2 separate regions of the Homo sapiens genome follow, and region 1 is linked to region 2. Evidence: chromatin contacts called from ENCODE Hi-C data. All regions are on one chromosome and are shown on one strand. Each heading gives the region's core, a stretch centred on a gene start or an enhancer-like site at or near the end of the contact. The rest is flanking DNA. Distances are from core to core; before and after follow the strand shown.

The links. Hi-C counts contacts between places; a loop is a spot of excess contacts on that map. Pooled maps may share reads with other maps.
Region 1: a loop to region 2 is called in a pooled map, with 5 times the contacts of the local background. The contact joins the enhancer-like site here to the promoter of RMC1 in region 2. A Hi-C loop is called at or near these places in 1 of 168 maps with a recorded cell type or tissue (naive thymus-derived CD4-positive, alpha-beta T cell), 4 of 37 single-sample maps with no recorded cell type and 12 of 50 pooled maps.

What each region holds. Positions count from the first base shown.
Region 1 is chr18:23,076,260-23,082,018 of GRCh38, reverse strand. No RefSeq gene overlaps it. Among named protein-coding and RNA genes, the nearest start is that of CABLES1, 56 kb to the left of the region's middle. Within about 2 kb of position 3,223, at least 3 of the 41 ENCODE cell types and tissues checked have a DNase peak (open chromatin) inside an H3K27ac peak, as active enhancers do.
Region 2 is chr18:23,502,222-23,507,257 of GRCh38, reverse strand. It overlaps RMC1 (regulator of MON1-CCZ1), which reads right to left and starts at 3,747. Exons shown (of 20, transcript NM_013326.5): 1 at 3,538-3,747; 2 at 2,811-2,887; 3 at 204-288. The coding sequence starts at 3,639. It also overlaps a transcript of NPC1 not described here. RefSeq lists enhancers at 1,287-1,790, 3,036-3,135 and a silencer at 3,386-4,035.

The DNA of each region.
Region 1 (5,759 bases), core at 1,974-4,473, 420 kb after region 2:
GCTGGGATGACAGATGCACACCACCACACTCAGATAATTTTTGTATTTTTTTGTAGAGATGGGGTTTTGCCAAGTTTAGGCTTGTCTTGAACTCCTGGACTCAAGTAATCCTCCTGCCTCAGCCCCTTAGAGTGCTGGGCTTACAGGCATGAGCCACTTCACCTGGCTAAAAGCAAAACTTTAAAAGGCCTAGAAGCACGTGCATTAAAATATCTTCATAACCTTGGGCAGGAGATAATCATTTCCCTTTTTTTTTTTTTGAGACGGAGTCTCACTCTGTCCCCTAGGCTGGAATGCAGCGGCACAATCTCGGCTCACTGCAACCTCCACCTCCTAGGTTCAAGCGATTCTCCTGCCTCAGCCTCCCCAGTAGCTGGGGTTACAGGCACGTGCCACCACACCCAGCTAATTTTTGTATTTTTATTAGAGACGGGAGTTTCACCATGTTGGCCAGGCTGGTCTCGAACTCCTGACCTTGTGATCTGCCCGCCTCCACCTCTCAAAGTGCCGGGATTACAGGCATGAGCCACCGCACCCGGCAATCATTTCTTAAGACTCAGAAACATGAACAGTACTTGAAAAGATTGCTACCTTTGTTAAAGGAAGTTTTCTGAAAAGGTAAAATCATGACTCTCACATAGATATACAATGAACACATGTTAAAGATTTTATTTACCTCATTATGAGACAGGAACCAGGCAGATGTTATGATCATTTAAAGGAGAAAGCAAAGAACCACATACTGATGTGGAATAAAGAAATGTTGAGGCCGGGTGTGGGGCTCATGCCTGTAATCCCAGAACACTGGGAGGCCGAGGTGGGCAGATCACTTGAGGTCAGGAGTTTGAGACCAGCCTGGCCAACATGGTGGAACCCCATCTCTACTAAAAATATAAAAATTAGCCAGGCACGGTAGTGGGTGCCTGTAATCCCAGCTATTTGGGAGGCTGAGGCAGGAGAATTGCTTGAACCCAGGAGGTAGAGGTTGCAGTGAGCCGAGATTGCACCACTATACTCCAGTCTGGGTGACAGAGTGAGACTCCATCTCAAAAACAAAATAAAATAAAATAAATGTTGAAATAAATTTATAAATAGATGTGAACTTCGCTCTTTCCAAAGGCAGGTTGAGGTGGGGGAGATTAATGGGTATGAGCAGAGGGAGTCAATTCAACCACCACCAAACAGAATTTACGTCTAGAGACAAGAATTATTTTGCATTGCTATCAGTATTTGACAACTTAAAAGTTAAAATAGGCTGGACAAGGTGGCTTATGCCTGTAATCCCAGTACTTTGGTGGGCTCAAGGTGGGGGACTGCTTGAGCCCAGGAGTTTGAGACAAGCCTGGGCAACACAGCAAGACCCCATCTCTATGAAAAATGTAAAAATTAGCCAGGCATTGTGGCACACGCCTGTAGTCCCAGCTACTCAGGAGGCAGAGGCGAGACGATCTACCAGAGCCTGGAAGGTGGAGGCTGCTGTGAGCTGTGTTTGCACCACAGCGCTGTAGCCTGAGTGATAGAGCGAGATCCTGTCTCAAAAAAAAAGTTATAAAATAGCTCAAAGACAATAAATAGCTGAAATTAAATAATCTAGAACAGTGTGCTCTAAGCAACACATTGTTTTCCACTGGAGACACCAGTAATTTTTTTTTGTTTATTCCAAGTTTTTTTATATATCTGATTACTTTTTTCTTTTTATTTTTGAGATGGAGTATTACTCTGTCACCCAGGCTGGAGTGCAGTGGCACCATCTCGGCTCACTGCAAGCTCCACTTCCCGGGTTCACGCCATTCTCCTGCTTCAGCCTCCCGAGTAGCTGGGACTACAGGCACCCGCCACCACGCCCAGCTAATTTTTTGTATTTTCAGTAGAGATGGAGTTTCACTGTGTTAGCCAGGATGGTCTCGATCTCCTGATCTCGTGATCCTCCTGCCTTGGCCTCACAAAATACTGGGATTACAGGCGTGAGCCACTGCACCCAGCCTGGGTGACTTTTAATGCAATGCCTCACATATAACAACTCAGTAAGTACCAGATGAATAGATAAATGATGAATGACAAAACGAAAATTTGAGCTGTAAGTAGAGTTCGGATAAAATATTAGCATCGGCCGGTTGTGGTGGCTCACGCCTGTAATCCTAGCACTCTGGGAGGCCGAGGTAGGTGGATCACGAGGTCAGGAGATCGAGACCATCCTGGCTAACACGGTGAAACCCCGTCTCTACTAAAAATACAAAAAATTAGCCAGGAGTGGTGGCGGGTGCCTGTAGTCCCAGCTACTCAGGAGGCCGAGGTAGGAGAATGGCGTGAACCCGGGAGGCAGAGCTTGCAGTGAGCCGAGATCGCCCCACTGCACTCTAGCCTGAGTGACGGGTCAAGACTCCATCTCAAAAATAATAATAATAATAATTAGCATCTTTGTAAGAATGGCAGAAAACAACTTGAGGTCTTTTAGCCTTTCTCTGCTGGCTATGACACATCTCTGTGCTTCCTGGATAGTTTGTTAGTTTCTGTTTTGTGTTCATTCATTCACTTATTATTCATTCTTATTATTCATTATTCATTCATTTATTCAACATTATTCATTGCAACTTGTGGGAAGAACAAAATAAACAACATTGACAACAAGGAATAAACCCAGAAGCAGCAAGAGACTTGGGAATTTTGTAGTGACGCCAGTTTGGTTTCCACTGATACATTCGGGTAAAAATGACTCCAGTTTGGTTTGCTATGTGGAAGACAAACAATTCATTCCTCACTCACTCTCCTCTGGAGTTGAGAGAAAACAGCCATCCCTCTTCTCCCTCTCTGTGGAAAAAGACCGAATCAGTTGGCGGAGCTTAGCTAAGCTTTTTTTAGTGAAGTTAGAACTTGCTTGGAGACACAGGACTTCCTCTACAAAAGGGCTTTTTTTTTTTTTTTTAATTGAAGGAAACACTGAAGTCTCTTCTAACTCTAGCTGGCCCCCAGCCTGGCTCTCTGCAGCCCCTGCAGTTGACCCTGTCTGACTTTGCCTCTGCAGGAACTTTCTTCACGTTCAAAACCATGAAACATTTTGCCCTGCCTCGGAGTAAAATCAAACACCAGTGAGAACCTCTTGAAGTGAGTTTCCATAGACTCTCAGATGGAAGCCTGGGAATTTCACTGTGCCCCTAAGGAGACCTGAGCTTCCTAAGAGATGAGGACACTTTGATTTCCTAATGTGACTTTTGTCACAGTGGAGCACACTTTGACTCTCACTTCCTGTTTTAATTCTGTTTGGAAATAAAAATCTGCTGAGATTTAGTTTCAAAAGAGCTTCTTGAGGTTTTCTCTGCCAACTAGAAAAGGGAATAACGGCCAGGCGTGGTGGCTCACGCCTGTAATCCCAACACTTTGGGAGGCCAAGGCAGGTGGATCACCTGAGGTCAGGAGTTCGAGACCAGCCTGACCAACATGGAGAAACCCCATCTCTACTAAAAATACAAAACTAGCCGTGCATGGTGGTGCATGCCTGCAATCCCAACTATTTGGGAGGCTGAGGCAGGAGAATCGCTTGAACCCGGGAGGCGGAGATTGCGGTGAGCCGAGATCACGCCATTGCACTCCAGCCTGGGCAACAAGAGTAAAACTCCATCTCAAAAAAAAAAAAAGGAAAAGAAAAAGAAAAGGGAATAAACACAATTGCAGTCAGCACGCACTGATAACCAGGGCTGCCAGTTAACGTGGGGACCTTGCTTTGTTGAGATGGAACACATCCTACTCGGGAGGGCTATGAATGAGGTCTCAAGGGGTGAGCCAAGGTTCCCTGGGTGGAGTGGACTGGGGAACAAGGCAGATGGAGCTGCACCAGGAAAAGCGAGGAGAACAGGGAGGGAGCTGAGGGATGTGGGGTGCATGGGGAGTGGTGGAATAGCAAAGCCTTCATTGGGAGTTGGGCTGTGAGGGGCCTTGTGCCAGGGACTTTACTCCAGAAGCCAGAGGGACTCATGGAAGGTTTCTAGCCTGAGTCAATTTGGTTTCAAAAGATCACTCTACGTGAAAGAAGGAAGTGCTTCTTTCTTAGCCACCTTCTTGGGTGGCTGCTGGGGTAACTTAGGGAAGCCATGCTAAGTGCAGGAGCTGAGATAGTGCCTTTAGTGACAGTAGAAGGGGTTAGAGGAGCAGAGGGGATGGAACCTAGACCTCAGCCATTCCCCGCGCTGCCTCCTGGTCCAGTGATCTTTCTCCTACTCCAGGGCACCACCAGCTCTTCCCCCAGAGCCCTCCTTGGCAGAACAGAGTATACAGTCCCTGCGGAACTGGAGGCCCAGCTAGAGATGGAATATGGCATGCCAGAAAGTTCTTTGAAGTAGTGTATTTTGTCTGAAAAAATGCATGCAAATATTTACGTTCTGTTTCAGAAGAGTAGTGCTCCAGGAAGCTGAACCACTTTTTTAACCTGTGACTCTGGTGCCCCCTGCTTTTCTCACTTACACACATGCCAGGCTGGGAATGGTCCCTGCTCCTGAGCAGCCAGTTTGTTGATATCCCCTCCACACACCATAAGATCATGGACGCCAGGCTTGCTTTCTGGAGTGGGAAGCACATGTGCACAAAGCATACCTGTCTGTGTCCTGGAAACACTGCCTTCACTTCTCTTGAGTGAAAGGATTTACTGAATTGGATTTACGATATTTAAATTAATTTTATTGTCACTCCCTTCAAATTCCTTTTTCTTTCCCCACTCTGATAAATACTCAGTTAATTAGCTTTACAGATCAAGAGTTAGCTAGTGGCGGCCGGGCACGGTGGCTCAAGCCTGTAATCCCAGCACTTTGGGAGGCTGAGGTGGGCAGATCATGAGGTCAGGAGATCGAGACCATCCTGGCTAACATGGTGAAACCTCGTCTCTACGAAAAATACAAAAAATTAGCCAGACGTGGTGGCGGGGGCCTGTGGTCCCAGCTACTCGGGAGGCTGAGGCAGGAGAATGGTGTGAACCCAGGAGGCGGGGCTTGCAGTGAGCCGAGATCGCGCCTCTGCACTCCAGCCTGGGTGACAGAGCGAGACTCCGTCTCAAAAAAAAAAAAAAAAAAAATGGAGTTAGCTATTGGCAGGCACAGACTGCCAGAGTCTCCAATGGGACGCCTTGGCTTAATGGTGCTGCAGAGTATTTTGTGCTTTGTATCTAACGTTTCTAAAATTGACAGTAATAGTGAACACTAACTGGCCAGTTGCTGGGTGCTGGACATGACGTTAGGGTACGTTATTTCATTTCTTCATTACAGCAAGCCTGAGGTAGATATTATTATTGTTTCCATTTTATAGATGAGGAAACTGGGACTTGGAGATAGTTTAAATTTCTCAGAGTCCTACATCCAGGAAATGGTAGAGCCAGGATATGATTTCAGGTGGTCAAATCCCAACACAAGAGTTTTTAGCCTTGACGCTGTAGGGATGAAACTGAATCTCTGGTGAACGACTAGAACATAACACTTAAAATCCTTTGCAGCCCCAGCATTTGATGATTTTGTGAAATCTTGAAGAAACAGATTGATTTGGATGAGACTTGATGAAGGATTGTGGAATATCACTATAAAATCCTACTTTTGGCCAGGCACCGTGGCTCACACCTGTAATCTCAGCAATTTGGGAGACTGAGGTGGGACGATTGCTTGAAACCGGGAGCTTGAGACACAGTCTGGGCAGCAAAGTGAAACCCTGTCTCTACAAAAAATGAAAAAAAGTAGCCAGGTGTGGTGGTGTGTGTCTATAGTCCCAGTTACTTGGGGGACTGA
Region 2 (5,036 bases), core at 2,498-4,997:
TTAAAAATCAAACTAAGGTCATTTTTTTAACCCACTCAAATGTCTTTTTCGTTTTTGAAGGCTCTAATACAATGCAACATAACTATACCTTTCACAACAGTAAGATAATAAAAGTTTCCTTTAACACTGAAAATTTGCGATTCCTTCTCTTCCAAATGTATTTCTAATGCCCTTTAATGCTGTATTTTAAAGATAAGTCTTACCACAGTCTTTGAGGTCCTCTGAACAGCCAATATCTTATTTTCTAAGGAAAACTTAATGCACTTCACTTCTCCTTTGTCATCCATTCTTTAAGAAGAAAGATTGTGTTAGTAGTTAAATAACCGAATTCTAGCTACTACCATTTATTGAAAAGGCAAAAGACACAATCTATATTCAGGAGGCAGCAAATTCTAGTCTAAAATTAAAATTATGTTTCGGAAGCCATCAGTAGGACCTCTTTTCAAACTACCAAATCCAACTGGAAAGAACTTGCTGGGAAACTTACAGTATTATGGGTAACAAGTGATTGAAGAATTCAGATCACACACACATATCACCTGAGAATTGTTCCAACATAAATAACTATAGACCCGCTCAGGAGCCTTCTCCGTAACTGCTGTTTCTCTCTCACAGCAAAGCTTCTGGAAAGAACTATCTACTTGTGCATCTCACAGCACATTCATTATGCAACCCAGATGGCTCCACTACAGTGTCTCATGACCGCCTCAGACAGATGTTAAAAAGTGAACTCAGCTGGGCACAGCGGCCTACACCTGTAATCCCAGCACTGTGAGAGGATGAAGCAGGAGGATCACAGGAATTCGAGACCAGCCTCAGCAACACAGTGAGACCCCGTCTCTATTCCAATACATACATTTTTTAAATTAAAAATTCATTTAAAAAAAAAAAACTCAAGGGATGGATTACAGAAGGGCCCAAGGAAACTTTTCGGGGTCTGAACATGTTCATTGCCTTGATTGTGGTGATGGTTTCATGGGTGTATACATGTCAAAACTCACATATTGCATAATATTAAGTGTGTACAGTTTATTATGTGTCAACTATGCCTCAATAAAGCTGCTTTTAAAAATCTTTTTTTTTTTTTTTTTGAGACGGAGTCTTGCTCTGTTGCCCAGGCTACAGTGCAGTGGCATGATCTCGGCTCACTGCAACCTCTGCCTCTCGGGTTCACGTGATTCTCCTGCCTCAGCGTTCCGAGTAGCTGGGATTACAGGCACGTGCCACCACACCTGGCTAATTTTTGTATTTTTAGTAGAGACAGGGTTTCACCATGCTGGCCAGGCTGGTCTCGAACTCCTGATCTCAAGTGATCCACCCGCCTCGGCCTCCCAAAGTGCTGGGATTACAGGCATGAGCCACCGCGCCCAGTCTAAAAACTCTTTTTAAGTTAAATTCAGTACCTTCCCCCCACCCACAAACTTCTTAGAGCCCCCAATCTAGATTATCACGGGCTCACTCGTTTTCCACACCCAACCGACCCCCGGGTCTTACGAGAGACCCATCTTCCTAAGTATCCCTTGATTGCCTATGCAATGCCACTCTACACCACCAGAGCGCTGCTCTTCACCACACATGGCTCGCTGATTGCTACTCTCCATAGCATCCCTAACTCTGACAGGCTCCCAACTAAGCCAGCCTCCGTGCTGTGAACAGCATGATCTTGCCAAACACTGACATGATCATCCCACACCCCACCTGATAAGTTTCAATAAGAAGATAAAGCTCTAATTTCATAGGAGAATATGTAAGGTTCAAGCTGGCCCCTGCCAGTGGCCACACCACCACCATTTCCCCTTCCCTGTGGAGACACCCTATGTAACCTTCAGTTACACAGACCCAGAGTTCCCCAAAACACCATGCTCGAACCCCATCCATACTTTAAAACCTTGCTCAGGCCGGGTGCAGCGGCTCATGCCTGTAATCCTAGCACTGTGGGAGTCTGAGGCGGGCGGATCGTTTTGAGGTCAGGAGTTCGAAACCAGCCTGGCCAACACGGTGAAACCCCATCTCTACTAAAAATACAAAAAAAATTAGCCGGGCGTGGTGGTGGGCGCCTCTAATCCCAGCTACTTGGGAAGCTGAAGCAGGAGAATCACTTGAACCTGGGAGGCGGAGGTTGCAGTCAGCCAAGATCGCACCACTGCACTCCACCCTGGGGAACAGAGGGAGGCTCCCTCTCAAAAAAGGACAGTTTCTCATTAACACAGACCAACAGTAAAATTTTTTAAGTCACTACTGAATTGAGGGCCTACATTATACTTTCACCTTCTGTAAGCACCAGTGTTACAGTGGCCAGATAGCTTATCATCCAAATCGAGACACTTCTGAAAGTGAAAGGCCCTGCTGTTGATCATTAAACCTGTTCAACAGTGCGAACTGGGACTATGCAGTCACCTTAAGTATAGTGGAAGCCATGATTTTCTTGTATTATTACATGAGAAACAATGAATCTCCTCCACCTGCCACTCTGGAAAGACCTGGGCTAAAGAAATGAACGCCCTCCTCTGTGAACAAACCAGAAATGGGCACATCATCACGCTGACTTGTTAATTTCCAGTGCTAGGAAGTGGCTGCCCCACTTTTGAAGTATTTGGCTCCCAAATCAACTGCTCCAGATATTCCACTCTGACAAGAGGTGCTAGTAAGTGCCACGAAGACCCTCCCTACAGACAGGAATTCCATGTGCGCACACAGACTTCAGGCCTCTTAGGGCAGACCAAATGACAAAATTATAAAAAACCATTTGAATTAGAAAAACATCATTCTGTTTACATGACAAAATGATCTGAAAGTGTCTATACCATTACCTAAATGAGATGGGATTCCTATCATCTGGGCCTTTAACTACCACGCCAGTAGCTCCACCAGATCGAACAGCAAAAACCTGAGAGGGAAAAGCAGCAAGGTTAACAGCCTGAACTCTGAAAGGATCTAAACTCAGAAGCCAACCCGCAAGCGATTATTTCTGTTATACACCACCCTGGGTTCAACTAAAGTAACACGGCACATATCAAGGTACAGATGTTTGGCTGCTCAGGTGAATTTTAAAAACCAAGAGCAGAGAGCGAAAAGGATGCCACCGTGACACCGGGTCGGGTTCCCGAGGCTCCAAGTTCTAACACCGGTTCGCGCATCGGCGCCGCTGATACGCCTGAAGTACAGTCTTTTCCCCCTTTACAAAATTTCAAGGAAAATGAAAATCTCGACGTCTAAACCCTTGACTACGAGTGTAACTAATGACAAACACAACAAAAGAAGCCTAGATAAGACGGGCGCGCCAACAATTGAGACACTGGCCACGGGGCCACTGCATCCGCGCAGCTGGCTCGGGGGTCCAGCCCCGAGGTCACCTGCGAGGACACCTGGCCGCGGCTGAGCCCACCCAACAAGGAAGGAGCGCGCGCCGCCTCCCGCGCTGGGACGGGACGGGACAGGACAGGAGGGGACGCTCGGGCCTGGTCGCGCGGGACCGGCCTTGGCGCGCCCACGACCCCGGCAGGGCCGCGCGGGGGAGGAAGCGCGGGCGCGCCGGACCTGCTTGTTGGCCTCATCGAAGAAGACGCAGTTGACAGGGTTCGCCTTCTCGAACTGCACCGGCCGCTCGCACAGCTCCAGATAGTAGTCCTCCTCGCCCATGGCGGGCGCCGCGCCCGCGGCGGGGGCCCCGGGGGCGGTCGCCAGAGTGGAGCAGGATGCGCGGTGGAGCCCGGCCCGGACTGTAGCGGCGGCTGCGGCTGCGGCTCTGGGCCCGGCGCGGACGCCGCTTCCTGGTGCCACGCCCCCACCCCGCCCACCACGTGACCCGCGGCCCTCTGCGCTTAAACGGGCAGCGTCTGGCTGCGGTGGGGCCCACCGGCCTTAACCACGCCCCGCCCGGCGCTGGAGGCTCCTCCCCTCTCCCCGAGGGCGGTCGGAACGCGGCGGCGTGACCCGGAAGCCCGCGTGGTTCCCCGCGGACCGAGGGCGGCGTAGCCGCCAACCCTACCCTGCTGCGAGTTCCTGTGCCCGGCTCGGTCGCCCCTGCCCCAACCTGTACCCCCGCGTGGGACCGCTCCCGGTCTAGGAAAGGCTCCTCCTTGCTTTCGGGAGGATTTCCCAAGTGCCTCCCGCGCCAGAGTTCCAGCCTCTGGGAGCTTCGTCAGGGAGAAGGGGCTGAAGGCTCACTGAGCAGGTGTAGGGGCGCCAGAGACCGTCTCCAGTCCCCTCAGCGCTTCTGCGGGCTCTTCCGCTGGAGCCAGAAACCGAATTGACAAGAGGCAGATAAACAAAAGAAAAGCATACACACTTTATTAGTTTTTCATGGGGACCTTCAAAAGAGAGTGAGGTCTGAAGAAGTGGCCACAGCAAGATGCTTTTATACTTTTTAGACAAAGAATGATGCATTTGAGAAGAAAGCACAAAAGGCATCTGGCTGGGGCGATACATTTCTAAGAGAGTCACTAGGAGAAATATTGGGGAGGGTGTAAAATTAGTGGAAGGTAAGTGTTACTTGGGAAGTTCATTTATTCAGGTCCATTGCAGCCCCAACTCCCAGTCTCTGGTGATAAGGGCTATTTTCTGACCCGGGTACAGAGAGGGTGCCACTCCCAGAGGAATCTTTACTGCTTATTCCCTGTAGGAAACGACAGGTCATCTAGCCCTTTCTGAAACTACAATTTCTCCGGTGTTTTTAGCTCAAAATAATATACCAATTTTTGGACATATTTTGGGATAGCACATCCTTCACTCCTTGCTAGTAACAGGGAAACCTAATATAGATTGTGGGTCAGCAAGCCTTTTTACTTGATAAGAAACATGAAATTTACCATGTTAGCCCCTCTTTTTTTGTTTGTTTCAGAGACAGAGTGTCTCTGTGCCCAGGCTGGAGAGCAGTGATGCGAACACGGCTCACTGCAGTCTCAACCTCCCATCTCAGCCTCACAAGTAGCTGGGACCACGGGTGCATGCCACCACACCTGGCTCATTTTTTTATTATTATGCTTTGTAGAGACAGCGTTCTCTGTTGCCCAGGCTGGTCTCAGACTCCTGGCCTC